4 separate regions of the Mus musculus genome follow, and regions 1, 2 and 4 are each linked to region 3. A link is a loop called in an ENCODE intact Hi-C map of the cell type or tissue named here. Cell type or tissue: left cerebral cortex. All regions are shown on one strand.

Region 1 (8,000 bases), 190 kb after region 3:
ACCTAAACGGAAGCTCATCAAAGAGAGCTAATTACTGCACTAGTTATTTACATAATTTAGATGACAATCTTGAAAACACAGTTATAGTTCAGAGATTCATGACTTTAATCAGGTTACAAGTAATAAGAATAACACTGATCAAGTCAGGCTGATTTGCACAAGTCTGAAGTATACAGGTCAGCACCTACATGGGGCACAGTGTGCCGGGGTGGCGAGTGGTCTCGGCTATCCTCTACAAAGCAGGGCAGTGGATCAGAGCAATAGTCTGAAAAACAGAAATTGATCAGGACAGTTGTTTGAATGTGGAACCAGGCGAATCGGTAACTCCGTTAATCAAAGCACGTAGTGGCAGCATAAAAGGATATATCTTAGTAAAAGCTTATTGGGTGGGAACATAGTATAAATGGAATGATTTTATTACCATGAAGCCATAAAATTCGATGTAAATGCAAAAATAAGAAATATAGGTAATGTAGCATTTGGGGGTATTCAGGAACAAATATCCCACAGATGCAAAACCTTCCAGGCTGGTTCTCAGCGATTGCTTTTGCAACTTGGCACCTCATCTCCCCTAGAGGCTCAGAAGTGCTTCGCCTCCTCCTGTCTTCCAGTAATCATAGACTTGTCTTCCAGGTGGAACTTAAGGCTATCTGGGTAGCGTAGAAAAAAAGATGAGTTTGGGTCTGGAGTTCCAGGGTGGCCACCGACTCCCTGGCACGTATGGGACACTGTACTTCTCTCGTCCCTTGTATCCATCCGCGTCCAATAGGCAGCACTAAACTCCTCCCTCCCCTGAAGCTCGTTCTGTTGTGTTGCCTCATGGAGGACTGGCTCGGCATTCACTCGCCTCTTGGCTTTGCTGTTCGTGTGGCATTTGTCCTGCAGTCAGAAGTCTTGAGATCGAGTGCTAGAGCTGCGACTTATTGGCGAAGCTCCAGTTTCCCTATCTTTGGTGCTAAGGCGTGACATAAAACTGACAGCTGGGGGTGGCGGGCCTGGTGAGATGGCTCAGCGGTTAAGAGTGCCGACTGCTCTTCCAAAGGTCCTGAGTTCAAATCCCAGCAACCACATGGTGGCTCACAACCATCTGTAATGAAATCTGATGCTCTCTTCTGGAGTGTCTGAAGACAGTTACAGTGTACTTGCATATAATAAATAAATAATTAAAAAAAAAAAGACTGACAGCTGAATCGAGCCGATAGAAAAACGAGAGGAAGTGGTGGGGCCCACTTACAGCAATTATGCATGCTTCCCCCCCCCCCAGAAATTAAGTTTGTTGACAGTGGTAAAGACAAAGATGTGACCTTCTCCCCCTGCCCCCCAAGAAATCATAGCAAGAAGAGCCTAACGTTCCTCCCCAATTAGAGGTATCTATTTTGGCCTTCAAGGGAGTGAGATACAGACATCTAATCTCCTAAGACAATGCCAGCTGCTAGTTTGTGTGTCATCGCATCTATCATGAGCAAATGCATCAAGAGTCTAAAATTCTTGGGAAGATTATAAAGATCAGCCCTAGACAAGGTCTAATGGGCCAATGGGTTGTTGAGCTCTCCAAAAGAGAAAATAGAATGTGTGTCTTTAATTACTTCCCCTATGCCAAGGGGACTTTACTTTTTTCTGTCAAGTTGGATATAAGTCATTGGGACTCCTCGTAGATTTTTTTTTAAAGGATTGTATTCTCTTGTAGCTAAATCAGTAATAACTTGTAATAAGATTTCTCACAGATTTCGAGTGTTAGTGCTGAGTAAGGCTCTTAGCAAGCAGGCTACAACCCACAGCTTCTCCTTGCACAAATGAGGGAAAAGAAAAAAAAAAGGCTTGGGAGGGGTAATCACCGTTGGGCAATCAGGGGCAGAGAGAAAACTGAATTCTTGTCACAATTGAAAGAGATTTTCTGATTATAAAAGATTCAAGAGATTGTGGTTGGGAATTGGCAGACTAGTTTTTATCTGATGGAGAAAATTGGAATGTGCACGGACTGGTTATGTTTCTAACCTCTCTCTCTCTCTCTCTCTCTCTCTCTCTCTCTCTCTCTCTCTCTCATCTCTCTCTCTCCCCACCCCAGCTGAAGGGGCCCAGGGAAGCACTGCTCTGGCTGTTTTGACGAAACGATGTATCAGAAAGTCAGAGGAAATATCAGTGGTCAGATCCCACTCCCGCTGGAGGAAGGCTGAAGGTTGGAGCCCCAGGTTCTAGGTTAATCCTTCTACCAATGGGGTGTTTGTTCATCTTCCTGCCTAGTGCCAGTCTCTTTGGCTGATCCATATAGAGTCCCATGAACGTGGCTTCCAGGGCTGGGAAGCTGGGCTGTGGTCTCAAGGCTAGAAGCTTCTCCCACTTCTTCCACGGCAACTGTCAGTCATTTTTTTCTTTTCCTCCTCAAATATTCCGTAGAGTGATTTGGGGAAAGTATATATATATTCTGTCAAGTAACATCTCATGGCAATATTTTAATAATTCAGTAAGCTCCAAGGGAGGCTTGTTCTTTCATGGATTCCTGTTAGCCCTCAAGGTGGTGGATGCTTCCAGAGACACTGCGGAGGAGGGAAAGGAAGAGCGGAGGGAACACCTAGTCTTCGGGTGGGTGTGGCCTCCTCAGCAGCAGTGTTTCCTGGCTTCTGCAGGAGACTCTGCAGACCAGGCGACCCCTATGAAAGGGTTGTTTGACCCCTAAAAGGGGTGTGGAGAACCACAGGTTGAGAATCACCAGTCTAGTGGGAAACTGAGCCCCATTTCTTTATACCATCCTGAGAACTGTGTTTTGATCGTCTCACATTCTCTCCCTAGTTTCTTGCCAGCTCATCCTCAAGACTGTAGACTGGTGTCTACAAGGATGTTACCCGTATCTATAGTCCTTATTAGAATGAGCTGGCCGGGCCTTTCTTCAGCTTGAAGTCACATTCAAAGTACAGCCTACCTCTCCAAGATAGTCAGTGTAGTGAACTGAAAAGGTGTGGAAGACAGATCGCAGTCCTAAACACAGACAATGTCAAGAAATTCTCTCCCTCCCCAGTCCCACCAACTCAGTCCCACCTCCTCTCCTCAGTGGTGGCTCACTCCTTTCTCCTTCACCAGCCATCCGCTGCCCTGCCCGAAGCAGACCTAGCCAGGCTCTCTGGTTCTCCTCACACAAAGCCCAGGCTAGAGGTCTCGGCTCTGAATATTTATGTCTTAATTCTGTGTCTCTTGGCTTGTATTCCTCCCTTCAGTGTTAGTTCTGCTTTGTGCAAATAGCTTCATTTCCATGACAGATGCCTTTGCAAGGAGAATGCTTAGATATGGAACCGGCAGCCTTAGAGAGCTGTACCAAGCTCACAGGACTCAATAAACAAGGGGTGACTGGGTTCACTGCCACAAAAAACAAAAAGCCTACAGCAGCCTGCAGGAGCCCTGAGTTCTTCCGCAAGCCTGTGGCAACAGCTCCCTCTGCCTGAAGAGCCCTTTGTCCTTTTGGTCTCTTGCTTTTCTTTTTCTTCCCCAGTTGTTCCTTTCCCTCACCAGCTGTGAACAACAGCTCCCGCAGACTCTGTCTGCTACAGAAATGGTCTGACTTCTGGTGTGAAGGAAATGAGAGATGAGGGGGAAGGACCTGTGTGGCAGGGGCCGTGAGTATAAACACATACTGGATCATACAGATATTGGGAAGGAAACCCCACACTCCCCTCCTGAAATGGAAAGTTAACCCTTGCAGCCAAAGCACGATGTGAAAATGAAGCTCTCCCAAGTCTGGCAGGGAGAGAGATCTAGAAATCATTCTTGGAACTTGCAGTGCGGCCCAGCGCTGCAGGCATCGAGGAGGGCAGAGGAGGGGGTGAAGATCCCCAATAAAATAAACCACGAGAGAGATTTTATGCGAAAAAGATAACTATAGCTGACAGGATCAATTTCTTGGTACAGGAGGGGTCAAACTACTTAGAAAGCATCTGTGAGGAGAGGTGGGATGGAAAGGCGGGTCACGTGCCGCTCCAGGCCCCTCCCAAGTCAGACTTGTACTGGCTGAGGTACTGCCCCTGAAGCGCACGTGGGAGGAGTCTTCTGATCTGAGCACAGCATCTGCCTGGTGATTCCTGCTGGTGATTGACTGATAATTAGACATACTTACTAAGCCATTTCAGGGAACTTAGGGAAAGAAAGTGATGTTGCAGGGATATCTGAAAGTGAAGAAGAGCAGTTCTGAAAAAGAGACAGAGTCTCATGCTACCTTCCCCCCATAATCCAACTCAAAGTTCAAATCTCCGGTGAGTCCCCCTGCCTGGCCACCCAGACTTCATCTGACATTCAGAGTCAATGGTCTGGGCTGGGCGAGTAGTGCTGGCATCTGCGGGTCACACGAGCTCTTAGGATTCTAAGGGGCAGTTATGATGAGAGCCCTGAGTCAGCCCTTCATAGTCCCTGGCTGAGTCATCTTGCTTTCAACGACACTTCTTCCTAAGCCAAGTGCCTGCAGATGGTGTGAAGCCCAGTCACACCGAGAGCTTAGTGACTTGATGATTGTCTCTAAATAAGGAGTGATGCAATCTCATTTCTATTTTAGGAAAATGACCGCGTAGGAAAAATGGCAGCGGGACTGAGGATGGAGAGCCCGAGGCTAGGGGAACCAGTTGGCCACTTGACCAGTGACAGCTATCAAGGCCGTGACTGACGGATAGGAGAGGCTGAAAACATGGCTCAGGCAAAACTGACAGTTCTGGCGACTGTGGCGGGGGCAAAGGCAAGAAGGGTTGAGCTTCAAGATGGGAAGTCAAAGTCAGGGACAAGACTAACCAAAATGAGGCCAGTGGAGCTGGAGAGGGAAGGACCCCATCTGCCTGAATGCCTGTTTCCTGTTCACATCCTGGGCCCCTAAGGGCAAGGCAGGTTAAACAGAGGATAATTGGTGTTTGCGGCTAGACTCAGGGCTGCTGGAGGGTGGGGCTCATCTTCTCCCGGCCTAGCACCTACAGCAGTCAGCACATGATTGACACGCAATGTCTCTTGAGTACAGAAATGAGTGGCAGACGAAACTGGAAACAGTCTCACTGGAAAACCTGAGTTTTTGGGGTCAGTCTATGACAAAGATGACTTCACATAGAAGCCAAGATCTCTATGAAAGCCAGTATGGTTTCTTTCTATATGTGGGGAAAGAGGAGCTATGCCAAGAGCCTGCGATGCCATTGGGTCTCTATCAATGTCACAGTCTCCTTGGCGTGGAGGAGGGAGATGGGGAGGACCTGCAAGAGGGTCTGGTTAGCAGAACTTAGACAAAGGGGGAACGTACCACTCAGCTCTACCACATAGGAAGGGAAATGCAATCCTCGTCTCTCCCAGGCTCCTTCAGCTTACGGTTCCATATAAAACAGTGACCAGCAATTGGGCTTTGTGGCATGGTGGCTTCATCTCGGCACACCCCCAAGCGCCCACCTGACCTAAGGTTTTCAAAAGCCATGCTCTTTCATAGATAACAGAACCCCGGGCCACTTCCTTCCCTGGGAATATCTGCTCTCTATAGAACTGCAAACCATTGCATTCCAGTTCTCTCTCTAGAACCATTTAGCAGGCTTTCCTAGGAAGCACCCTGTAAGCCACACACAGAATCCTTTGGCTTCAGGCTTGATTTGGAAAATGTTTTGATATTCTGAGTTTGTGATCCTGCAGTAAGTAGTATTAAAAAAAAAAAAAAAGGTGTAGTAGATTCGTGTCCAGCTCATGAAGCACTGTGTGTTGGGAGAAGTCTGCTTGGCAGCCAAGTTTTTGGGAAGCAGGTACCAGTTTATCCACTGCAGAACTCAGCTCGTATCCTTGTGTTTAGCAAGAGGACTGGCATTTTAATTCACTTCACCGGAGCATGCCTTTCCCCTCCACTGGAGCCACAGGTGCTGCAGTGATTATGTGAAACTTACTCCTTGGCCACAGACAAGTGCAGCAGAGAGGAGTGCAGGGTGTCTTTGTGAAGACTAGCGTAGCCAGAGACTTGTTCTTATATAAGTCTCCACCACTGGCCTCAGGCTCGTCCAAACAGCCTCATTATTCAAGTCAGGGCTGGCCAGGCTGTAGGCGAAGCTGCCTGGGTGGAGAGCGTCTGCCTCTCCCCCCCCTGCAGCTCCCCACTCTCATTGTGCCTCCTCCCCCTCCCGGAGCTCGAGCCTGAGAGTGCTCCATTTGTCTGCATCCTTTCTTCTAATGCACGCCTTTCACTTTGTCTCGGTGGTAGCTGTGTTCTCCCACTTCTCTCTCTCTCTCTTTTCACCTAATAATTATAAAGAAAACATTAGCAACAAGACTTTCCCTCCCCAGGCCTCTTTTATCTACTTAAATAGCCTTGACTTCAGGACACTGAGTATAGCACATTCATTAATTTTTAATGTCTCTTCTTGCGGTTGCTGACTTCCAGGGTCTGAAGGACCATGAACAATGGTCTCCTGAACCTTTGGATGGAGCCTGTTGTTGTTGTTGTTGTTGTTGTTATTATTGTTGTTGTTGTTGTAGGCAGGGTAGAGATGAAGGAATAATGGAGTCTGATCAAATAAATATCTGTTATCTGAAATAGCTCATTCAAGGTGAATATGGATTTTTATCACATTAAACCCAAGCCTGTGAGCCAGAGTTTTTGTTCCTGGATATTATTAGCAAACAGAAAAATAATTCTAAGAGATGGCAGACTGCAAGAATCATTTCTCAGAGGAACTTGGGGGACAGGATGCTATGCATCTGCAGGGCTACCTCATTGTCAGTGCCAGAGTCCGGAAATCTGGCAAGGACCTTAGATTTGCTGCTGGCATTCCTCAGAGGTCCACTTCTGTTTTGAGGTGTGTTCTCCTGGTGTAGGTGGGATCTCACCTACTCTTGCAATGTTCTACTTGAGCCCTACCATCCTTGAACTTCAAATGTGCTGTTTCCCTTAAGCTGCAGAACCACATAGACAGATCCTGGGACTATACGTGTTCCTCTGGACATTTCCAGTCTCACTTGGATCATGCTCCTTGGAGGGTGGATGATGATGCTATTGCCTCTCACACTCATGAGCTGGCAATCTTAGAGTCCTTCTGGGGGGTTTTTCTCTACAGCTCTCCAATAACTTGGCTGTGAGTCCAGCTGCATAGTATTTGTCTTACTTCCACTCCCTTGCCACCTCTTGCTTGGAAAGGCAAATCTTGAGTGAAGTTCATGCTGAGAGTGGACTTCTCTGGCCAGTTCTTCCAGAGTGTCATAAGAACCATAGTTTCACATCATAGATCTGATTTACTCACCACACAAAAGTCTACAGGTGACAAGAACTGTGTAGAGGACCCAGACTCTTCATGCATCTGATATCCTTTGATATTTAGCTTCAGTTTATCTTGTTAGCCTTAGCTTCCAGGTCAGCCAGATGTGCAAGCAAGATGCTCACTGCTCCCCAAACTCTAGTCTTCGAAACCTATTGTTTAAATTATTACAGTGGCTTTGTTCTTGCTGACTGCTTTCTAGGTACCACGAATTCATAGAGGAGAGAGGCAAAGCTCACAGAAGGGCGCATCATTCAAGCAAAGGTAATTGCAAGGAGCAAAGAGAGTGTACTCTGCAGAACTTCAGAGAAGCAAGGGCTTTGTTAGGATTCTAAGCTCCCCATCAGTTACCTGGCAATAGCCAGGTATGCTCCACCCCACAGCTATCTGACAACAGCCAGGTAGGCTGCTTGCCCCCTCCTCTCCCTCTTGTCTCTCTTGTCTCTTACTCTCTTGTCCCTTGTTACCCATCTCTCCCCATTCCCTTCCCCCCTCCTTCTACGTGGTCATGGCCAGCCTATACTTCTCTACTCTCTCCTTCTCTCTGCCTTTCTCTGCCTCTACTATCCTCTTAACTCCCCTCCCATGCCCCAAATAAACTCTATTCTATGCTACACCATTGTGTGGCTGACCCCTCAGGGGAAGGGATGCCTTGGCATGGGCCCGCTGAGGCACCCCCCTTCTCCCACACCCCACCACTCCCCCACAGAGCATATTCTAATATTCCTTTATCTGCTTATTTCTTGGTTGAAGAGAGAA
Region 2 (8,000 bases), 130 kb after region 3:
TGCCCAGTGGAGCATGCCAATTGACTACCTTAGAGAGGTTTCTTTATCCATCTCTGCTGGATATTTTGAGTACTCAACTCAAACAAAACAAAACACAAAACAAAACAAAACACCCTGAGTGCTGTAGAGGATTTTCTGAGCTGTACAGAATGTGTGGGAAGGATCTGTATCCCTCTACCCAGCAGAGGAAAATTCAAAAGGCCCTTCTTGGATCTGTGAGAGCAGAGCCTTCGGCTCGGAGAGCTGACGGTGACGGGGAGGCCTCCTCAGTCTGTCCTCCAGCTGGTCGTATCCCATCTTCACCTGACAAGGACAGGGTGTGCCTCCTGCACTCCTGCACTGTACACAAAGGGACTCAGGTGCCACCGGAGGGCCACTAGGACTATGGATGGATGAAAGAGTAAAACAGAGGTCAGGGAGCTTCTAAAAGGTCACTTTACCCACTGTTCATACTGTCAGTTGGATTGGGAATTCAGTCCACCTCCCACCTAGCCCATACTACCCTGGCTAGGAGAACTCTCAAAGTGTTCATCTTGTTTCAAATTGGAGGCCAGGATGGGCTGTCTCTCCCTTGAGGCAGCTCTGCAGCCTCTTCCCTCTTCCTCGTCAATCTTCCAGGGTGGGGAACTCATGGAGGTGACTGCTGGAAGGGGTCCCCTAGTGAGGATAATGGCGACAGCTGGCCTGCAGATGCAATGTCTGGGGACTGGGGGGAGGAGAGTTGGGGGGGGGGGAGAGGTATGAGGAGGGGGAGGGCGGTCTTTCTAACTCCCATAGCTTACATTTCAGAAAGAAGTGAAGCGGCCACCCTGGGTGTGATGACTCAGATCTGGATCACTAGGACTTTGTCTAGCTCTGAGATCCAAGTGTGGGTGTGTGGGTGTATAAGTGTGTGTACACAAACACATGCTCACACATGTGCACACAACTCCCTGGAGAACTATCAGAATGGTGGGAATGATCTTCTATCCCATCTCATGCATTTCAGCCTGAAATATGAGCAGAATAGTCTAGAAATCTCTTCTGATTTCCCCAAACCAGCAGGTACGACAAGGTGACAAGAAGAAAGGTTTGGTACCATAGAATCTGGCAAGTTAAAGTTGGCGAGTGTTGGGGCTGGCGAGGTGGCTTGGTGGTTAAGAGCACTGATTGATCTTCCAGAGGACTGGGGTTCGATTCCCAGCGTCAACATGGCAAGTGCCTGGGATCTGACACCCCCTACTCCCAAGAATGTAGACAAAAACACCAATGCACATAAAATAAAATTAAATAAATTATTTTTTAAAATGTGGAGACTGTTGTACCTCTCCCAGGAGAGTCTTTTCTGGACTCAGTGGCTCTTCTCCTCCAGAAGGAACTGGCTGATTTCACCATCCAGCTTAGAGCACGTTCCTTATGACACGTGCCAGTGATGGATTGGTCACTGAAGATAGTCTAGTCCCCAAAGAAGAGCTTGCTCTAAGCCACGTGCACCCTGAGTCCTGCAGTCTAGTTTCTTTGGTGTGAGTCCCAGAACCAATGACCTCAGGCTCAGGGCCAGAAAATATGTGTTGGCGCCCATCCATCTCCTGCCCACTGCCAGGCTGGGGCTCTTGGCTCTGCTGCCTGACAGCTGGGAAGGGAGGGGCTTAGCTTGGCATTCATTCTTAACACTGGTGTTCCCATCGCTGCTGGGGTTCACTGGGAGAGAGACTAAGTGCCAGCACAACAGATTTGTTTCCTTTTCCTTCTGATGACTCATTTTTTACCTAGAGAATAGGGCAGGGGTAACGGGTTGGTCTTGGCTTTGGCGTAGACTAGCTCCATGCCTTGGTGCATGGCCAGGGGCCTTTTCCAATGAAGTCTCTTCCTTTTCCAGGAGAGGCCATATTCTTGTATGAGCCAAAGGAGAGGCACAGATGTCAGCGTGGGTGAGAGAGCTCCAAGTCCAGCTCATTACGTCTACATCTACCATTCAGGGCCAGAGCTGTGGGGGAGGCTGGGCTTTCCTACCGGACACTGATGCTAGCAAGGCTGAAAGTTTCCCTTGTGGACTGGGCTTCGAGGCACCATGGAGCAGTGTACTCCACTGCCTTGCCGTTCATCTCCTTGTCCAACCACACATCCATCTATCATCTATCCATTTGTCCACCCACCTATCTACCCATCCTCCCACTCATTCATCCATCTACCAGTTCATTCATCTACCCAGCTATCTTACCACTCAAGCATTTACCCATCCATCTTCTCCATCATTTAGTGACTCTTCAGGAGCCTCATCTTGGCAACATGGCTCAGAGGTCAAGGGTAATGTCTTAGTGAGGGTTTCTATTGCTGTGAAGAGACACCATGACCGCTGCAACTCTTATAAAGGAAAACATTTCATTGGGGCTGGCTTACAGTTCAGAGGTTTAGTCTGTTATCATCGCTGCAGGAAGCATGCGGGCAAACATGGTGCTGGGGAGGTAGCTGAGAGTTCTACATCTGGATTGGCAGAGGGAAAAGAGAGTAACAGTAGGCCTGGCTTGAGCATCTGAAACTTCAAAATCCACCTACAGTGACATATCCTCCAACAAGGCCGCACCTCCTAATAGTACCACTCCCTGTTGGCCTATAGAAGCTATCTTCATTCAAACCACCACTGGTAGCTTCCACGTGCTTGATTTAATGGTTCTGAAGTATTTGTGTGGCTCCATTAGTGGGGAGTGGCATTGAGGCAGAGGGAGTGGGTGACGAGGCCTGTCTCACCTTGAAAGGCTATAGTGTTGGTCAGTCCCACAGGACACCTGTTTGCATTTGATAGGAACATGTCTTGATAGGAACATGACTTCATGGGGAGCTGCAGAGACAGCAGAATCACAGGGATACCTCCTGGAGCTGGGTTTTGGTAAACAAACAAACAAACAAACAGCAAAACAAAACAAAAGAATAACCAATAGTATCTGGAGGTAAAGTCTTTACCTCTCAGGGTGCAGTTATCAAACACCACACAACAAAATCATTTCATGCTATATCCTTGGCAGATGTGTGTGCCTGTATTTTCAAAACCCAGTGCTTATTCCAGCTGTGTTCCTCAGAAACACAATCCAAGCCCACAGAGAATGAAAACGAGAACGCCCATAGGACAGAATGCGAGGTGCTCCGAGCTCCCCCTGGAGTTAGAGAGAAAGCTAGCTCACATCTTTTGTTCCGACCCTGCATTCCTCTGGAAGGGCTGTTTCTTCAGGGCTTTTCAGGAGGCAAGGGTGAAGGGCGGGCATGTATGTGACCTCCGGGCCTGGCTTGAAGCTGACAGCTGCCTGAGTCAAGGGAGGTCCCTGCCAGTGCTCCTTGATTCCAGTGCTCTGGGCAAGACCTGAGAATGGCCTCTCACACTCCTGAAAAAACAAAACAAAACAAAACAAAAAAACCTTTGCCTGCCTCCTCAGTTCTGTTTCCTGAGCAGCCTGGCAATGTGTTGTCTCAAACAACAAAACAGTACAAATGGCAGTTTAGTCTCAAAGGAAATACCTCGCCTAAGGAAGAGTCTCACCATGCCAATTGTGGGACGATCGTTTTCCACACCAAAAACACACAGAGAAATGTTGGCTGTCAAGACACAGCAGCAGCAGAAATGCAAATTTCACTTAACACCAAGAGAGCCGAGAAACCGTGCTCTGTGAGGGTGGCAAGCCAAGGGTGCTCAGCTCCGTTCCCTCTGCAGGCTTTGGCACCGCAGCTTAGGAAAAGAGACTCGTGCTTCTCAGCAGAGGGCATCCCCAGCACTGCCTAGCAGGTGGCATTCCTGATGCTCACAATCGCTGGGCCCCTTTGCCAGGCTTCCCCAGCAGGTTAATGCCGAAGTGATGATTAGATGTGGGTGACAGACTGAAGTTCACACCCCTCACGGCCTTCCTTACAAATCCACAGGGACCCGGGGCTTGCTTCCACCCACAGAGCTTTCTGCTTTGCTTGCTGCTACTGCCTGAAGTGGGCTGCTGGATCCCATTTGTATTCCAATTCCAAGCCAAGCTGGCCTTGCTTAGTAGAGAGTTAGAAAGTGCAGGTGCGGTTTGTAACAATGACATAGCCTCTCTCTAGCGAAGGTGTGGTCCCGCCACACGTGAACCGAGCTGGAGCTTGCCCTTCAACGAAAAATATCTCATTACTCAGCCTCTTACTGACATTTCATTTGCAAGTGGAATACTGCAAATGTCTCTCACATGACCTCCTCTGAGTGTGGGGAGACTCCTGGTTGCTCATTGCTTTGACTGGCCACTCCCCAAACGCACCAGTGCTAGTATCTAATGAATTAGCTTCCTGACAGAAAAGAAGCAACTTTCCTCTCATGTGACATGAAAATAATAAATAAAACCAAAACTGATCAACTTTCTATGTTTAGTACAGAGATGCTGTCTGGATACCCAAAGTGTAGCCTAAGACACAGACCTTCTGTCTGACAGGGAAGCAGTCAAATTCCAGTTGTAGCATCAGGGAGCTTCGGTTGGCATGGATAAGTTTACTCTGACACTCCATTTTCTGGTGGATACTTGAAAAACAGGACTTAGAATCCCAGACAAATGGAATAAGGACACCCCACTACTTCTGCTAGTTACAATGGAAAATCCTGGACAAAATACGTAAAAAGCTAACTACCAGAAAACTCTGTATTATAGAGAAAAGACAGTGGGCAGACATAGAGGGGTGTGTGTGTGTGTGTGTGTGTGTGTGTGTGTGTGTGAGAGAGAGAGAGAGAGAGAGAGAGAGAGAGAGAGAGAGAGAGAGAGAGAAAGACTCCTGTTTATGATACTAGCTTGTGCACTAAAGCCCAGAATGTGGAAATGTCAATGGGCTCACTTCCTAAACATGACTTCTCTAGCTGAAGCCCTGGGACAGGGAGGTCATGCAGGACACAGCTCTCTGCAGCTCCTACCATATACCAAGAAAGCACTGAGCCACGCCCTTTTCCCTGGTGTCCTGGTGGTGGATGTGACTCAAGGGTCTGGGTTACTCTTTCCTCAACTGCAATGGTAGGCCATAAATGATAACTGGAGTGACTTAGAACCATCTGGGAAGAGAGGCTTAATGAGGAATTACGTGGATCAGACTGGCCTTGTTGGTTGGTTGCCTATGTAGGAAGACTCAGGCCCCCTGTGTGGCACTACTTAATAGTAAATAGAGCCTTTCTTCATGTAAGTGTCAGAAGAGGGTCAGTGACAGCTGCCTAGAGGCCCAACCAGTGCACTCCTTTCTTCCTTCCCCTGACTGGATGTCATGCGGCCCGCTGCTTTGGTTCCCTGCCTTGACTTCCTCGATGACTGAGGAGAATAAGCTAAAATTGTATTTGTCAAAGCAACAGAAATGAAATTAGAACACCTTCCCACGGAGGGATGGACATCCATTGCCCTGCTTGTCATTGTGACCACATTGTATTCTTCTCTGAATCAGGACATTGTCAAGATCTGTTCCAGAACTCATGGGCAGGCCCCAAGTGCCTCGTGAGTGAATATGATCAGAATCAACAGAGCAGCTAAATCTGAGAACCAAAATCAGACTACACAGGTTTCACGATGAGCCCTGAGTGATACCCAGGTGTAGAAGGACTGTAGGTCCTTGGGCTCACAGATAAGCACCATCGAAAACAGGAATGCTAAACAGGCAGGACGGTCTCTTCAAAGAAGACATGTATGACTTGTTTTACTGCCGGGAAGGCAGTTCTTGAATGTGGGTAATGGCCTGCTGGCCTTTGACATATTAGTACGGCTAGGCCACACTGCCTTACCCCCAGACCCTTACCTTGTTTATGATAAGCCTACTTTATTTTTAAGAGAATCTAGAGAATATCTTTATGGAAGATGTCACCTGTACTCCAGGGTCTCAATGTAACCATGTAGTAAGCTTTGTTGTGCACACAGGGACTGAGTTGATTATCACCAGGAAAATTTTTTCCCAAAATGCCTGAATCTCAGTGTTTGCACCAACACCAGCTACTGTTATATTGAATCAAACCCCCTTCTTGTCTTCCCTGGATTGATACTCTGTTTTCTGGCCATGATATTTGTAGAGATTCCCCACACCCAAAGAGGGCAGAAGAGAAAAGCAATATAAAGACCTTGAAATGAAAACCAGCCTCATATCCACAAAATAAAATTTGTCCTTGGAACCTAGATGATTGGTTTTGTATGAATGTGGAATATTGAAGTAAGTGCCATAGTCTCATGACATAACACCCCAACTCTTCAAGACAAACCTTTTGTAGGAAGAATAGGAAGAAGGATAACAACATTCTTAAAGGGTTTATTTATAACGGTCATAATGGTGACACAGCTCTCAATTATGAATGTTCACAAAACAAACTCTCAGTTAAAAATTCAGATGATATAAAGAAAAAGTAAGTAGAAATTACAGAAATGAAGAATAAAACGAATTCTAAAACTCAAACAGCAGGCTCACCTTCAGAGTGAGATGACAAAGGAAAGAAATAGTAAACTAAGACGTAAGTCAATAGAAGTGATTGGATTTGAACAAGGAGGAAAAGATATTTTATAAATTGAGTCTCGAGGGTCTGTGGAACAGTGACAGGGCGTCTATCAGAGTCCCAGAAGGAGAGAGTGAGAGGCTGAGCAATTACTATATGAAATAATGTCAGCAACTCTCAAAACTGAAAGAGATACATTAATGTGTATGTTCAAACAGCCAAGAGAAACACAAACAGGATAAAGTTAAAGCTATCCATATACACACATCATCAAGTTCCCAAACATTATAGAGAGAATGTCTTACAGACAGGCACACGGGAGCGCCCAGTATGGGACGGGGAGTGACATAAAGGGCAGATTATCTCTCATCAGAATCCAGAGGTGAGGAAGAACAAAACTGTAAGCCCTCAGTTCTATATCTAGCAAACTTCCTTCAGAAACAAAGGGAAAATAAAACCAAAAATCCTCCAGTGAAGGGAAACCGAGACTGTTGTCCATGCATCTGCCTAAAGAATTACTGTGTAACACTTTAAAGTCAGAAAGCAAGTGATAACAGAGAAACCCGGGAGCATTCGTCATGATGGAAGGTGGAGGGGGAGCGCCCAGCCAACCATGAGCACGTGGCTCTCCTTGCGTAGTCCCCAGGGCTGGGAACGGTCTGCTCTACATAGCAGCATATTCAGGAACAAAAGTGGGGATAATTCCATTGCATCCACCCTGGAAAAGAATGGATATACTCAAAAGACACCCCTGTCCCCCCAAAAGCAGATTTAAATCGTAAAATGCCAACAAGTTCAGTAAGAGTAAAATCTGAACACACCAAATAACGAATAGAGGTTAACAGCATAGATTTAAAAACCATGGCTTAACTCTCATGTTTTCCGTGGATAATCACTTGAAAGTACTAATATAGAATTTTTTAAAAACATGAAAATAAAAACCCCTGCAAATGAATCAAAGGGAATACCGAATGTGTTTATATCAAGCAGTGTGGACTGCTGTGCATACGAGATTGCCAGAGGAAAAGAAGGATATTATACAACAGAGAGAAGACACATCCTACAGAACGTGCCACCCAATTTCAAGTGTCTGGAGCATATGCTTTTGTTTGAGCCGAGGGTTTTGGAAGACTAGAGGTGCAAGCTATACAGCAAGATCCTGTCTCAACAAATAAAAACCAGGCCTGGGCTTAGTTGGTAAAGTGTTTGCCATGCAACCTAGGTTTTTTTTTTTGTTTTTTGTTTTTTTTTTTTTTTTTTTTTTTTTAAAGCACCACCAGGGAGGTGCAGACAGATACAGCCTTGGGGCTTCCTGACTGGCCACTGTAGCTGAAGAGCTAAGCTCCGGGTTCAGGAAGAAACTCTGTCTCAAAAAACAAGGGGAAGGAAGGCTCCTGAGGGAGGACACCTGCTGTTGACATTTGGCCTCTGCTTGAATGACCCATTCCTTCCAAAAGCCACCAAAGACCAACTACACAGAAAAACCTCCATCTCTTCCCAGACAAAACCATAAAGCCCCAAACAACAACGGCACCATTGCTCTTTCTGTAACCGTGAGAACTGT
Region 3 (8,000 bases):
GTTTTTTCTGTGCACTATGTATGTGCAGTGCTGGTAGGGTCTATAAGTAGGCACTCGATTCTTTGGAAGTAGAGTCACAGTTAGCTGCTGGTTGGGGGCTGGGATTGGAACCCAGTTCTCTGGAAGATCATCTGGTGCTTTTAGCTGCTGAGCTATCCCTCTAACCCCATTCTTTATTTTTGAAGTTCAGAATTTTAGAGGTGCATTCATTCTATTGGTAGACCAACGTGCATTTGGTAAGAGTTATAAATGAAGTAGTTGAAATGTGTTTATGTAAGTGACTCTGGCTGTACTTGTGTTTTCTTCTCTTTGTCTCTCAGTTTTCCTTCATGTGCCACCTAGGTATGTTTATTTCCCTGGAGAAGCTTCACTGACAGGTAAGCGGCGCTGGGCCCAGAGCATCTATTGAATGTCAGCCCTGTTTAAAATTTCTCTTTTCTTTAGTAGACCAGTGTGTCCTGCAGACAGATACTGAGGCTGCCTAGTTTACATTGACGGTTTTGGTGCCTGTACAAAATTGCTTTCTAGAGACATGAACACTTTGCAGTTGATGCACTGCAAATCTATTTATTACGCAGATTCTCTCTTACCTTTCTTTGTTGTGTGTTTAACTCTCAGGTTCTATTTTACTTCGTTTGGGTACTCGCTCCACTCTTCTTCACAATGCCGCTGCCTCTGCTCTCATCATGCTTTGAACTTCTTATGTCATTACCTTACTCACGGTTTTTGTAACAAACTTCTGCCTGGATTCACTTATGGTCTTTATGCTTCTAGCAGAGGTTGCATAGTAGCTGGTGGAGAAATATTTGTTGAGGGTAAACAGGGAATGAATATACACTTCAGATCAGTATTGGGTATTGGGTCAGTATTCCTGGATGGTAGTTAAGGCTATCTGTGGGAATGGTGCTTACTGCTCTGGTGCCAGGGGATGCTTCACAACACCCAGAACATGCAGGGTAGTTTTGGAAGACTCTGCATTGGTAATCCGTACACTTTATAATATTGTAGATTTGTACATTCATAAATATAGGACTTTTGAAGATATCAAAGAGATAGCACTTTTAACTATTTTAAATTCTTTATTTTGTGATATTTTTTTGACTTACACAAACTGTGCATTCTTAAGATTTATTTTTATTATATGCATATGAGCGTCTTGCTCCCATTTTGTCTGCCTGCTGGCCATAAAGGCGAGAAGATGGTGTCAGATGCCCTGGAACTGGAGTTAGACATGGCTGAAAGCCAGCATGTGGGTGTTGGGAACTGAAGCTGGGTTCTCTGCAAGAACAGCAAGTGCTCTTATCTTCTGCTCCTAACCATCTTCAGCCCCTAAATTGTTCATTTTAAAAGTGTACACCTTGGTATTCTGATATGTAAAATAATCAGCCTGCTCCACATAATTAACAGGAATCATCTCTCACTCACTAGTTTTGAAGCATTGTTTGGTCAGCTTTGTACCTTTCTGACCCCTTGCAGCTCCTGGCAATATCATTCTTTCTGCTTGTTTCTAGGTTGTTCTAGGTTGCACCTGGGAGATCACATGTTTTCTCTTTCTATGTTTTGCTTTGCAGAATGTCTTTTAGCTCCACCTGTGCAGTGGAGAATGGCAAGACACTTTTTGTTTGTTTTTGTTTTTTTTGGTTTTTTCGAGACAGGGTTTCTCTGTATAGCCCTGGCTGTCCTGGAACTCACTTTGTAGACCAGGCTGGCCTCGAACTCAGAAATCCGCCTGCCTCTGCCTCCCAAGTGCTGAGATTAAAGGCGTGCGCCGCCACACCCGGCTGCAAGACACTTTTAAAAGCTAAATAATATTTCATAGTAAATCTTTATCTATTACATTTAAAACATACATGCAACACCCATGAAAGGAGTTACAGAGACAAAGTTTGGAGCTGAGAAGAAAGGATGGACCATCCAGACACTGCCCCACTTGAGGGTCCATCCCATAATCAGCCACCAAATGCAGACACTTGCATACGCCAGCAAGATTTTGCTGAAGGGACCCTGATATAGCTGTCTCTTGTGAGGCTAAAGCCAGTGCCTGGCAAACACAGAAGTGGATGCTCACAGTCATCTATTGGATGGATCACAGGGCCCCCAATGGAGGAGCTAGAGAAAGTACTCAAGGAGCTTAAGGGGTCTGCAACCCTATAGGAGGAACAACAATATGAACTAACCAGTATCCCCAGAGCTCGTGTCTCTAGCTGCATATGTAGCAGAAGATGGCCCAGTCGGCCATCACTGGGAAGAGAGGCCCCTTGGTATTGCAAACTTTATATGCCCCAGTACAAGGGAGTGCCAGGGCCAAGAAGTAGGAGTCGGTGGGTAGGGGAGTGGGGTTGGGGGGAGGGTATGGGGGACTTTTGGATAGCATTTGAAATGTAAATGAAGTAAATACCTAATTAAAAATTGGAGGAAAAAAAAAAGAAGAAATAGAAAAAGAAAAAAAACCATACATGCATCTCTCAGAGACATTTAAGTGTTACTGTGGGCAGCAGAGAGGGTGGATGCACAGGCTTCTCTCAGCAATCCCACTTTGTTTAGCTTTGGATGTATTGAGAAGTGGAATTGTTGGGTTGTTTGGCAGAGACTCCCCAGGAGTTTCCCCTAGTGCTGTAGCAGCACACTTTTCAGCAGGTGTTCACTGCCTCCTCTACAGTTGATAAGAACATAGTCGCTCTTTTGTCTGTTTGGTAGTGTTCATCCTAGTAGACTTGAGGTGAGTTCCCACTGAGGTCTTGTTTTCCAGTCTGATTGGAGACGGCTCAGTTGGTCTGCACCTTCTCATGTCAGGTTCACACCTCAGTTGCTTCTTTAGAGAAATGTTTGCTTGGGTTCTTTATGTTTCATTTTTGAACTTCACAATTTTCTATATTTTGATTATTAATACCAAATTTCAGATACAGTTTTTAGATACTTATTATATACTAATTTTTATTAAATTTATTAGATACAGTTTTTAACTAACTCCCTACTTTCTGGTAGGTCACCCTGTAATGTGTTTGCTGGGCAAACTTTTCTTACTGTGATGGATGTTAATATTTGTTGCTTCTTCCTTTAGTGTTGTATCTAGAAAATTATTTTCACGATGTCTTGAAAATTTTCCGTATGTGTGTGTGATGTGATGTGAATATCTGTTTTTCCATTGACCCAGTTTACTATAGTAGTTAGTGTGCATTTTGAATGTGGAATAATATACCTGGGCTTGAATATTTCCTGTGTCTAGCTTATTTTCTTTGTTGTATGTGCTCTATGAAGACAGGAGATTATGATGAATTAATCTATTTTTTAGAATGTTCAAGGAATCCTGTAATTTAGCACCCGTGTACTTAGCACCTGTGGTCAGTGGGAAAATATACAGTAAATGATAGCTATTAGAAATGATTGTTGTCTTTATTATTCCATATAAAGACTGTAGGAAAGAGGAAACTAGAGGAAGCACTGGAGACTGGATAGGGACCTCACTGTCGGCTCCAGAAGCTTGAGTCCTGGTTGGTCAGCCAGCTAACCAGCTGCGGTGAGCATCAGTGACAGCTGACAGGGTCTTTTGGCTCTAGGGATAGCAGCTGGGCTGTCAGAGTAGAAGGAAACTCGTGGGTATAATGGATGAGTGCAGAGGTGACAGAGACTCTATTAGAAAGAGTGCTCTATTAGAAAATGGGCCTGAGTGGGTAGGAGGTTCCTATTGATCAAGATGGGATGGGGAGTGAGTGACTCTATTTCAGATCTAAAACCCTAGGGTGCCGCCTGAGCAGTGTTAGATTGGTGCTTGACCTAGTCATACTCATAAAAGAGCATCTAGGTTTCTTTGAGTAACTAGGTCTAGAAATGAAGATTTGGGAGTAATTTTTATGGCTATATTCAGAGTCTTCTAGGAGAGTGGTTTATGGTCAAAACCAGTCTATTTTTGTTTTTTTAAAGGGAGTGAAGAAAACTAGCGGAAACACTGTTACCTTTAGGTAACAGCAAGGGTAAGAGGGTAGGTGGAAGATAGTGTCATGTGGCAAGCCTGAAAGAGTGTTTCCCAAAGTTTTGTAACTGGAGATTGAAGAGGAACATACAACTTTGGTCTAGATACCCTATTTTAGGCAAGCAAAATGCTATTGCTGTATTTTTACAAGTGAGAAACGAAGCCCTCACTTTAAAGTTCTTTAACATTACCAAGTTAGTAGAGCCAAAGGGTAATTAAAGATATGACTTTCTTTGCTGTTACTGTCACTGACTTCCTTTGGCCCTGCTGTCCTGGGTAGGTCTTTAGCCCTGTCTCTGGCTTGTGCCACTAGATGGCAGTAGTGCACCTTGCTCTCTCTAGTGTTTTCTAGCATTACCAACTCTCCAGGGACCACCTCTAGTTGAAACTACTGCTAAAAGTTTTCCCTCTGTCTAGTTTTGGTACATTTTTTGCTTTATGGACATACTAAGATGCACTTTGAACAGAGACTCTGCTATGTTTAAATAAATATTTCCTCATATTTTCATATTTTTTAGGGTGTTTTTTTGTTTGTTTGTTTTGTTTTGTTTTGTTTTTGTTTTTTTCGAGACAGGGTTTCTCTGTATAGCCCTGGCTGTCCTGGAACTCACTCTGTAGACCAGGCATATTTTAATATTCTTAATACTTATGTTGATTGGATTGTTGCTTTTTAAAAGACCACAGGTATCTCAGGTTATATTGGGGTTGTATCTAAACACAAGTATTTTTCAGTTTTTCTTTTTTTTTTAAATCAGAAATTTCAACTTTATTTAGAATGCATTTTTGCTTTTTGCTTTTTTTTGCTTTTTTTTTCTTACGTATTTTCTTCAATTACATTTCCAATGCTATCCCAACCCCCCCCCCCCCATTCCCATTTTTTGGCCCTGGCATTCCCCTGTACTGGGGCATATAACGTTTGCCTGACCAATGGGCCTCTCTTTCCAGTGATGGCCGACTAGGTCATCTTTTGATACATATGCAGCTAGAGTCAAGCGCTCTGGGGTACTGGTTAGTTCATAATGTTGTTCCTCCGATAGGGTTGCAGATCTCTTTAGCTCCTTGGATACTTTCTCTAGCTCCTCCATTAGGGGCCCTGTGATCCATCCAATAGTTGACTGTGAGCATCCACTTCTGTGTTTGCTAGGCCCCGGCCTAGTCTCACAAGGGACAGCTATATCACTGTCCTTGCAACAAAGGCTTGCTAGTGTATGCAATGGTGTCATCCCTTGGAGGCTAATTATGGGATGGATCCCTGGATATGGCAGTCTCTAGATAGACCATCCTTTTGTCTCAGCTCCAAACTTTGTCTCTGTAACTCCTTCCATGGGTGATTGTTTCCAATTCTAAGAATGAGCAAAGTGTCCACACTTTGGTCTTAGTTCTTCTTCAGTTTCATATGTTTTACATATTGTACCTTATATCTTGCTATACTAAGTTTCTGGGTTAATATCCACTTATCAGTGAGTACATTTCATTTGAGTTCTTTTGTGATTGGGTTACCTTACTCAGGATGATGCCCTCCAGGTCCAACCATTTGCCTAGGAATTTCGTGAATTCATTCTTTTTAATAGCTGAGTAGTACTCCATTGTGTAAATGTACCACATTTTTTGTATCCATTCCTCTGTTGAGGGACATCTGGGTTCTTTCCAGCTTCTGGCTATTATAAATAAGACTGCTATAAACATAGTGGAGCATGTGTCCTTATTACCGGTTGGGACATCTTCTGGATATATGCCCAGGAGAGGTATTGCGGGATCCTCCGGTAGTACTATGTCCAATTTTCTGAGGAACCTCCAGACTGATTTCCAGAGTGGTTGTACAAGCTTGCAATCCCACCAACAATGGAGGAGTATTCCTCTTTCTTCACATCCTTGCCAGCATCTGCTGTCACCTGAATTTTTGATCTTAGCCATTCTGACTGGTGTGAGGTGGAATCTCAGGGTTGTTTTGATTTGCATTTCTTTGATGATTAAGGATGTTGAACATTTTTTCAGGTGCTTCTCAGCCTTTCGGTATTCCTCGGGTGAGAATTCTTTGTTCAGCTCTGAACCCCATCTTTTAAGGGGGCTATTTGATTTTCTGGAGTCCACCCTTTTGAGTTCTTTATATATATTGGATATTAGTCCCCTATCTGATTTAGGATAGGTAAAGATCCTTTCCCAATCTGTTGGTGGTCTTTTTGTCTTATTGACGGTGTCTTTTGCCTTGCAGAAACTTTGCAGTTTCTTGAGGTCCCATTTGTCAATCCTCGATCTTAAAGCACAAGCCATTGCTGTTCTATTCAGGAATTTTTTCCCTGTGCCCATATCTTTGAGACCAGTTTTTCTTTTTTTAAACAGCTCACTTGTTAAAATCAGGCTTATTTATAGACTAGGTATCATATTTATGAGTTAACTAGAGCTTTGATAACAATTGTAATCTGAGTACATGCTGGTGAATTCAGTATAATTAAAATTTACTTATTTTACACTAGAGTATATGTATGCTTGTTTATACTTCAGAAAAATTTTGTGTTTCAGATGTTATATTTAGCCGAGTGTGGTGGCGCAGGCCTTTAATTTCAACACCTGGGAGGCAGAGGCAGGCGGATTTCTGAGTTCGAGGCCAGCCTGGTCTACAGAGTGAGTTCCAGGACAGCAAGGCTACACAGAGAAACGCTGTCTCGGGAAAACAAAACAAAACAAAACAAAAAAACAAAACAAAACCCAACAGATGTTATATTTATTTTCAAAAGTCTTAACCCTTTTAGTGTAATATCTTGGCCTTATTTTTTTGGGAGATTGAAAAAAGGTTTTTAAAATTTATCTCTGTTGTATTATTTTTTGTTGTTGTTGTTGTTGCAAACACCATAAGAACAAACAGACAAACATGACTAAATCATGATTTGACCAGGATTGTGCTGGATTCAGGAAGGCTAAACATAGGCATTATGGGCACAGGGGCTTGCTGTCTTATTTTTCAGCTAATTTTTTTCTGAAGTTATGACTTATTACCATATCTTCTTTGTCATCTCATGGCCTATTTTGTGAGATTTCTAACAAAAAGCCTTAACTAGCAAAAATAATTTAACTTTTATTATAGTCTTTTCAGAGATGAGGTGACAATTAGAAATATATTTCAGTTTCGGCAGTAAGAAAACTCTATGCAGAAGTCTAAATAGAGATTTATTTCCAGCTACCATGAAGTGTGTATATCATCTAAGTGAGTCTGTTGTGGCATAAATGGAATGAAATGCCTACTGACTCATGGAGGCAGTATATATTTGACTTTAAATTTATCTACTGCTAATCATGAGACCTGGGGAAATAATGCATATTATGTTCTTTTTAAATTTTATTAACTTTTTTCTTTTTAGATTTAACAATTTTATATGTCTGGGCATTTTACCTCCCCCCTCCTCATTTCCCTACTAGATCACGTGACTCTTGCTGCCCCCCTCTACTTTCCTCCCAGTCTTTTGGAGTTGGTTCTTTCTTTCCGTGTTCTGTATGTTCTGGGTAGGCCTGGGCTTGCTAGGCCTGCATGGCAAGTGCCTTTAGCCTTTGTTAGAGCTGTCTGATCCCCGTATTTGTATAGATACAAAGAAACATGAAATGGATGGTTTACTTAAAAATAACTAGACTTATGAAATGTCTTTAGACATAGTAGAAAAATCTAGTGATTTTAGGAAAATATTTCTTCAACGGGCAGAAAACTGAATTTAATTACAATTATGTAATTTAAGAGAGGCTTTTTTTTAAATATATTTTTGTTTGTAATCCTAATTTTTAATGGCTGAGCCAACTTTTCAGCCCTAAAAGTAGCTAATTTTGACTTAATTAAAACAAAAAGTTTGCTCAGCAAAATAAATTGTTAGGGCTAGTTCAGATGGCACAGGTCTGTAATCTCAGGTACTCTGGAGCCAGAGGCAGAAGTATCAAAAGCAAGGCCATTTCTGGCAATTTAGTAGGACTCTTACCTTAAATATACAGTAAACAAAGGGTTGGGGGGGTGGTAGCTCACTGTTGGAGTTAGCATCTGAGAGCTCTG
Region 4 (8,000 bases), 1.2 Mb after region 3:
TCCAAGTGGTTAGGTCTTACGTTATCTATGTCGATTTTACTGACATTAATCAAAGAATGCCTTGTCAGAATCAGATTCTAAGGATTATATCAGAAGTTGTTATAAAGCCTAATACTGGGGCTGGACAGATGGCTCAGCAACATAAGAACACTGGCTGCTCTGCCGGAGGACCTAGGTTCAGTTCCTAGCACCCACATGGCAGCTCACAATTGTAACTTCAGTTCCAGGGCATCCAGCATCCTCACACAGTCACAACAATACACAGGAAAAAAATGGAAATACAAAAACCATTAAAAAGTAAGACAGTTTAGTACCAAGCAAGGATCAGAGTCTTGGATCTTGGTAAAAGCAGTGTGCTCTCTGCTCAGACTGGGGAAGATGATGCTTCTCAGAAGAGAATTGCTACATGGTGACAAAAGTGTGACAAGCCTTTAAAACTTGCCTGTATTCACCAGCAGAACCAGCCTGGCTGTGAGGTCACAGGAACATTTAATTGCACTATATATTTAGATTCATGTAACTTGACTTAACTTACTGTGTTAGTTTTCTCTTTCTTTTTGATGCATGAACTCAAAATTCACTTCAAAATTATGTTAAAACTGAATGGTTTTTAAGAGTTGTATTTATTTTCATTTCTTGCCTTAGAATTACTTTTTTCCCTTTGTGTGTGTGTGGGGGGGGGGGGGGTTGAGACAGGGTTTCTCTGTATAACCCTGGCTGTCCTGGAACTCGGAAATCCACCTGTCTCTGCCTCCCAAGTGCTGGGATTAAAGGTGTGCCGCACCACTGCCCAGCTAGAATTACTTTTTGTAGGTTTTTCTCTGAAAGCCTTTGGCTACTCTGAAAGACTTGTTACAAATGAGGACTATTGAGAGGACAGAGTGGTAAAAAATAAAAATAAAATGTTATCAACTGACATTTTTTAAGTGTGGGAGCAAAAGATCCCTTGACAGACTTCTTTTTTTCAATGTGGTGAGAATAATGTGAAAGTTTATAGACAAGATTTTCAAGCTTGAAGCACTGAGAAAGGGTCTTAGTCACTATGCCTTTTCTGTGAAGAGACACCATGACCAAGGCAACTCTTATTAAAAAAAGCATTTACTTAGCGACTTGCTTACAGTTTCAGAGGTTTAGTCCATCATCAAGGCAGGAGCGTAGCAGACAAAATGCTGGAGTAGTAGTTGAGAGCTACCTACATACAGACCGGCAGGCAGAGAGAAAGAAACACTGTGTTGAATGTCTTCTTTTGAGAACCTTGGGCTGGCGAGATGGCTCAGTGGTTAAGAGTGCCGACTGCTCTTCCAAAGGTCCCGAGTTCAAATCCCAGCAACTACATGGTGGCTCACAACCATCTGTAATGAAATCTGATGACCTCTTCTGGAGTTTCTGAGGACAGCTACAGTGTACTTTCATATAATAAATAAATAAATCTTTAAAAAAAAAAAAAGAAAAGAAAAAAGAAAACCTCAAGGCATTCTCCCAGTGACAACAAGGCCTCACCACCTAATCCTTCTAATCTTTTCAAAGAGTTCCACTCCCTGGTGAGAGCCAGTCTCATTCTCAAGCCAGAAAGTTGCCTCTGGGTTAAGGATGAACTTGAACTCCTGACCCTCCTGTAGGCCACATAAGCCTAGAGCTGCAGACCTAATGCAGAAAGAATTACTGTTGCTGATAGGAGTTCCCAAATTTCCAAGGGAAACTGCCCCAGGCATGTTTAAATTTAAACCAGAAAGAACAAAAAATTAAGGAAAATCCAGATTATAATAAACACACCGATTAAAAATATAGAAAGAGCCCCAGTACAGGGGAATACCAGGGCCAAGAAGTGGGAGTGGGTGGGTAAGGAAGCAGGGCTGGGGGAGGGTATAGGGGACTTTCGGGATAGCATTTGAAATGTAGAAGAAAATATCTAATAAAAAATGCCTTAAAATACAGAAAGAAAAACTAGAAAAACTTACTGTACAAGCTATGTCAAAACTGAATGTCACTCTGTAGGGAACCCTGGTACCAGGAAAGGGAAATACCTAATGCACACAGGGTACCATTAGAGCCACAAAAACAAAACCAAACCCCAAATCAAAGTAATTAGCATGGTGGTTTGAATAGGAATTGGCACTAAGGCTCACAAGCTGAATACTTGTTTTTCAGTTGGTCATCTATTTAGGAAGGTAGGATGTGTGGTCTTGTTGGAGATGTATCACAAGGGGGGCCCTCTCTCTCTCTCTCTCTCTCTCTCTCTCTCTCTCTGTGTGTGTGTGTGTGTGTGTGTGTGTGTGTGTGTGTGTGTCTCTCTCTCTGTGTCTCTCTCTCTCTGTGTCTGTCTGTCTGTCTCTCTGTGTGTCTCTGTCTCTCTCTGTCTCTTTCTCTCTGTCTCTCTTTCTCTGTCTCTCTTTCCTGCCTCCAGATCAAGTTATAAGCTCTCACTACTACTACTCCATCCATGCCACGTTTCCTTCCATGATGATAACCCTCTGAAACTATAAGCAAGCCTCCAGTTAAATGCTTTATCTTATATGTATCCTTGATCATAGTGTCTCTTCATAGCCATACAACAGTTAGGAAAAACCAACTAACAAATTTCAAAAATAACAAACAACAAAAGACAAAAGCATAAATGAGCAAACTATGCTAGCTATATCGACATTCCCAGACAATTAGAGTGGCTAACGCTGGTAGTCCTTACTACTGCTCTTTTTCTGACCTCTATACAATTGCTTTTATTTATCCTACTGAATTTCTTGTTTATTTTTAACATTAGCCCACAATGCAATTTGCGTTATGGCCTGCTCATACCTGATTTGTTTCTGTTCATTCCTCCAGGCCGTGTACCCTTTCTCCCCTGGCAGTTACCTTCTGCTTTCATGTCACAAATACTCTATTACCCCTTCCTCCTCTTCCACACAATCTCAATGTCCTGTCTTGTGGCTCCCTTTTACCTTCCGTGCCACCTGTGGTCAAATCTTAGTGGACAAAAGGAGAGGCTGCTGTTTAGTTGCTAGGGTGCTTGATTGACCCCTGGCAATATATAAACGATGTATGATGGCACACGCCAATCATCTTAACCTTAGTTCTCAGGAGGTAGAGGTGGGAGGGTCAAAAGTTCAAGGTCATCTTTGGCTACCCAGTGAATTTGATATCAGATCTTATCTCCAAAGGAAAAAAAAAAGTCAAGAACTTTTCTTATTCTGCTCTTACATAAAGTATGAACGTCCAGTCAGTTTCAGCACAATAACAGATTTCCTGGAGTTTTTATAATTTAATAAACACATCCTTAGTACAAGTCTTAGTTAAGTGACTGTTTCATAGAATGCTGGTCTTTCTCAAAAGATACTTTCTAAGAACTATATTCTAAATTAAAATAAGTGTGACAGAGTTGCTTATACAGTGTGATCAAGAAAGCTGATCTTTGTGGTGGTGAACAATTCTAAACAAATGGATATATAGAGAGGTATTGTCCAAAACAACTATAAAGCAGCCACATATGTTGATTTCTGAGTAAGCAGAAAAGAGTGAGCATTAGGCGTATTAATACTTATAATCTTGGTGGAGAGCTAGCATCCACAGGCAGAAGATATAAAGTATCTACATAAATTACTTCATCAGTGCTGTAGTCGATCCCTATTTTAGATAGTTGATGAAAAAACAAATTTTAGAAATATTTCTTCCCACTTTGCTAATAAAGATGGGTCCTGCTCCCTAGGCATTTATTTGCTTGCCTTTCCCTAGACCCCACCCAGCCTTCCAAACTCAACAAATTTCTGGTGTTGATCGCTCTCTGCTCATAGTAAACAATTGACTTTGTGCTCCTTTTCAGCTATGCAGAATTTAATAAGCAAACAAGTACCTATCTGGGAAGCGCAAAGCACAGACTTCAAAGATCCTGTAATCTGATATTATTACTGTCGTTCTGTCTCGAGGACCCAAATTGGTGTTTTCATTATTTCCTATCTCCTCCATGTGACAGATTTGGTTTTTTGGCGCTCCTGACAGCTAAATTAATCTCTCTCCAAATATTAGACTGGCTCTTTGTTATATCCCGTTTAAGTCACTATGCCAAATCTTCACAGGGTCTCTAAAGTGCTTAGCTTGCTTTTCCAATGGGTTCGCTTCCTCTTCCCCACTGTCTCACAGGCTCTCCTTTCTCTTCCTTAGGTCTTTTTTTTTTTTTTTTTTTTTTAAACTCTCTTACTTATGAGGGGGTATTTAAATTCCAACCCGGAACTTGGGATCGTGCGCCTTGGATGACGGGAGTCGTAGTTTCTGTGACTTCTGGGTAACCGCCTTTCAGGCCGATCCCTGCCCTTCACGAAACCCCACAAATCCCAGAATGCACTCTGGCGGGCCCGCCCCCGGTGCGCAGGCGCCCTGGGGCCGCAGGATTTGAATCGGCGGCGTTGTTATTGACGCCATATTGGGGCCGGCGGCGGGTGGCAGAGTTGTTCCGTGGAGAAGAGAGGGTCGAGTGCATTGCTTAGCTCTGTACGGCCGGGCTACCTCGCAGCTCCCGCGCGTGGCCGCCACTCACGAGCTTCCGTCTGCACCGGCGTGTCGGAGATCGCGTCTGGGTCGCGCCACTGGCCGGGTCCACTTCCGAAGGGAGCGGGTCTCCGCGCAGGAGCCCCGGCGCGCTCAGCCCGAGCGCACGGCGGGGGCGGCCCGGCCTCTCGGGAGCGGCCCCGAGCCGGCGGCGCGACCCTCGCGCCTCGCCCGCCTGCCCTGTCGCGGCTCCGCCGTCCCGGGCCCCACACCCACCGGGCACCTCGGAGGGCCCGTTTGCCCCCGTCCTTCCCGGCCCCGCCCGAGCCGAGCCTCGGCCGCCCGCCACCATGGCGTGCGGAGCCACTCTGAAAAGGACTCTGGATTTCGACCCGCTGCTGAGCCCCGCATCTCCGAAGCGGAGGCGGTGCGCGCCTTTGTCGGCGCCGGCTTCGGCTGCCGCCTCCCCTGCCGCCGCCACCGCCGCCGCCGCCGCCTCGGCCGCGGCCGCCTCGCCGCAGAAGTATCTCCGGATGGAGCCTTCCCCCTTCGGCGACGTCTCTTCCCGGCTCACCACAGGTGGGCCTCGGCCCCGGGGCTGCCGGGGTGGGCTGCGGCCGGGAGCTTGGGTGCGGACACAAAGGGAAGGAAGGGCCTGAACCGAGGTGGGGGTGGTGTCGGCAGGTTGGGTGGGTACGAGTCGGGTTGGCCGGCATTGTGGGGGTCCCTCATTGTGAGGCAGATCATTTGGGGCTAGATCCCTAGAATCGTTTCCTTATGTAGAGCCCCAGCGGAAATGATCAGAGAGGGTGATATTATTCATAAGTCAGGCGAGAGAAGGGTCACATTTCACCCGAATCTCCGGGTCTCTTGGGCTGAATCGATTGGTTGCAGCTATTAACTCAGTGACTGAGTGGTTTGAGGCGAGAAGGCAGCCCCTCCTCCATTTTAGACTTGGCTGGTTTTAGTATAGAAGGGGTGGGGTTTGGAGGGGGATGGATGTCACTGGGGCGAGTTGTAGGCCTGTCATTAATCACCCACAAGAACGCCACTTTGGCTGAGTCAAGACCTGTTTCCCTAGCAGGGTCAACAACAAAGCAAATGTTCTTCCCGAGTACTGTAATGTGATCTCACTATGCGTCCAGTCCTTAAGAGATCCTGAACTTTTAATGAAAAGGAAGGTGTACTTCAAATTGAGACTGACTAGTTTATTTGTAAATGCTTTAGTTATCCCAATGAAGTATGTTGGGAGAAAACAACCTAGCCTCGAGAGTAACGAATAAATCAAGATTCCAGTGGACTTCAGACTTGAAGTCTTGAAACATTTTCTCAAAGTGTCTGCCGGATGGACCTTTGATTGCTTTTGTATACTAAATGTGTACCTAGGGATTTTTTTTCCCCCTCTGCATTTGGAAATCTTTGTGTGCCTTCGGCACAATCTTAGGGTAAACTTTAATGGACTTGAAGTGTAAGTCTGTTTCTTTTGTGTGTGGCATGCAAGAGTGTGTGAGCCTGTGTGTGTAAGCCCTTAGTGATATCATCCTTAAAGCCTTTGCTTAGCTTAAATTTTTTTTTTCTCAGTAATTCATTTTAAAAAGATGGGAACTATAGAGTTCTGTATTTGGTAACATCTATATGAAATTGACTGTACCATGTGTGTTTTTTTAAATGTCACATTTAAATATTCATACCCAAATCCATGGAGAACCTCAGTTACCTAGTCTGGCTCTTAAATTTTTGATATAACGTAGCCAAAAGCTGTTTTATGAGTTGCAGTCACTTTTCGTAGAAATTCCAAGACGTTTATTTAAGGATCATACCTAAGCTGCCCTCCCCCACATATGTGTATAAAGGCACTCCTGACCGAGTTGTTAGAGGAATGGCTCTCAATCTGTGGGCCGCGACCCCCGGGGGAACGCTCCGATATTTGCATTATGATTTATAACAGTAGCAAAATTACATTATGAAGTAGCAACAATAATCATAGGGTTGGGATCATCACTGCATGAGGTACTGTGCTAAAGGGTGGGCTTATCAGGAGCGCTGAGAACCCCCTGCTTTAGTCATTACTGTAAAACAAGGGAACAAAGTGGAGAATGGATTCCTTTTTTTTTTTTTTTTTTTTTTTTTTTGGTTTTTCGAGACAGGGTTTCTCTGTGTAGCCCTGGCTATCCTGAAACTCACTTTGCAGACCAGGCTGCCCTTGAACTCAGAAATCCACCTGTCTCTGCCTCCCAAGTGCTGGGATTAAAGGCGGGCGCCACCTCCGCCGGGCTGGAGAATGAATTCTTGGGGCAGACATTTTTTGTTTTTAATGAAATGCTAAATTTGAACATTGAAATGGTGTCCTATCTACTAATGGAGCCATTTTAAAATAGCTGTAACTAGCAATAAATTTCATTGGAGCTAGTGATAAGTTTGAGAGTTACAATATATCCCTATGCAGTTAAAATAATCTTGAATACTAACACAGCAGGGAGCTATGACACGTTTCTTTACTTAAGGGAGGTTGTTCAGAAACGGTAATGATCTCCCAGTCTGCCATGTCAGTGCTGTAGTGCAGAGTGTTTAAGAGTCTCCACATCTCAATCAGTATACTGTAAAATAACTGGGAGTATTTTTAGTCTTTTAGCCAGCTGATCTAGTTTGACCACATCTTGAAACCTAAAATCAAATCAGCTGGGTGGTGGTGGGGCACGCCTTTAATCCCAGCACTTGGGAGGCAGAGACAGGCGGATTTCTGAGTTCCAGGCCAGCCTGGTCTACAGAGTGAGTTCTAGGACAGCCAAGGCTACACAGAGAAACCCTGTCTCACAATGAGAGAGAGAGAGAGAGAGAGAGAGAGAGAGAGAGAGAGAGAGAGAGAGAGAGAGGGAGAGGGAGAGGGAGAGGGAGAGGGAGAGGGAGGGAGAGAGGGAGAGAGAGAGAGAGGGAGAGAGAGGGAGAGAGAGGGAGAGAGAGAGAGAGGGAGAGAGAGAGAGGGAGAGAGAGAGAGAGAGAGACAGAGAGAGAGAGAGAGACAGAGAGAGAGACAGAGAGAGAGAGAGACAGGGAGAGAGAGACAGGGAGAGAGAGAGACAGGGAGAGAGAGAGAGACAGGGAGAGAGAGAGACAGGGAGAGACAGAGAGAGAGAGAGAGAGACAGGGAGAGAGACAGGGAGAGACAGAGAGAGAGAGAGAGACAGGGAGAGAGACAGGGAGAGACAGAGAGAGAGAGAGAGACAGAGAGAGAGAGAGACAGGGAGAGAGACAGGGAGAGACAGAGAGAGAGAGACAGAGAGAGAGAGAGAGAGAAAGAGAGGAGAGAGAGTTGCCAGTTGATGTTTTTAGAGTTTGCTAAATATTAAGTTGGTATTTCAGTTCATTTGAAAATGTAAAAGATTAGCTTCTTGAAAAATGAGGGAAGATTGTTAAAGTTTAAATTTGCTAAAATGTACATATTTGCTGCTGTAATTTTTAATCACACAGTAAATGTGTGGTTGAACCTTTTTAAGCTAAAACTAATGAAGACCTAGAAGTTTATA

Evidence for each region. A loop is a pair of places that touch in the nucleus more often than their neighbours do. Peaks named below come from ENCODE experiments on the same cell type or tissue, not always from the same donor. Only the 100,000 strongest peaks of a DNase experiment are listed, where the experiment ranks them.
Region 1: it touches region 3 in a loop (4-fold over the local background); 11 of 42 quality-filtered maps call a loop at or near these places.
Region 2: a loop joins it to region 3, with 3 times the contacts of the local background. A loop is called at or near these places in 2 of 42 quality-filtered maps.
Region 4: a loop joins it to region 3, with 3 times the contacts of the local background. A loop is called at or near these places in 11 of 42 quality-filtered maps.

Annotation. Positions count from the first base shown.
Region 1 is chr4:33,583,374-33,591,373 of GRCm38, forward strand. No RefSeq gene overlaps it. Among named protein-coding and RNA genes, the nearest start is that of Gm32955, 15 kb to the right of the region's middle. In left cerebral cortex, a CTCF peak has its summit at 3,415; DNase peaks (open chromatin) are centred at 3,366, 4,015, 4,454 and 5,957; H3K4me3 peaks cover 478 bases; H3K27ac peaks cover 935 bases.
Region 2 is chr4:33,523,093-33,531,092 of GRCm38, forward strand. No RefSeq gene overlaps it. Among named protein-coding and RNA genes, the nearest start is that of Gm52726, 18 kb to the left of the region's middle. In left cerebral cortex, a CTCF peak has its summit at 3,127; DNase peaks (open chromatin) are centred at 851, 1,626, 1,862, 3,139 and 2 more places; H3K27ac peaks cover 1,086 bases.
Region 3 is chr4:33,392,395-33,400,394 of GRCm38, forward strand. The region is part of intron 12 of Rngtt (RNA guanylyltransferase and 5'-phosphatase); the gene reads left to right. Among named protein-coding and RNA genes, the nearest start is that of Mir8118, 42 kb to the right of the region's middle. In left cerebral cortex, a CTCF peak has its summit at 4,279 (motif pointing right); DNase peaks (open chromatin) are centred at 1,231 and 4,286.
Region 4 is chr4:34,546,219-34,554,218 of GRCm38, forward strand. Akirin2 (akirin 2) reads left to right here and starts at 4,397. Exons shown (of 5, transcript NM_001007589.3): 1 at 4,397-5,055. The coding sequence starts at 4,827. In left cerebral cortex, no CTCF peak of the experiment used is centred here; DNase peaks (open chromatin) are centred at 4,305, 4,875, 5,235, 5,371 and 1 more place; H3K4me3 peaks cover 3,358 bases; H3K27ac peaks cover 2,020 bases.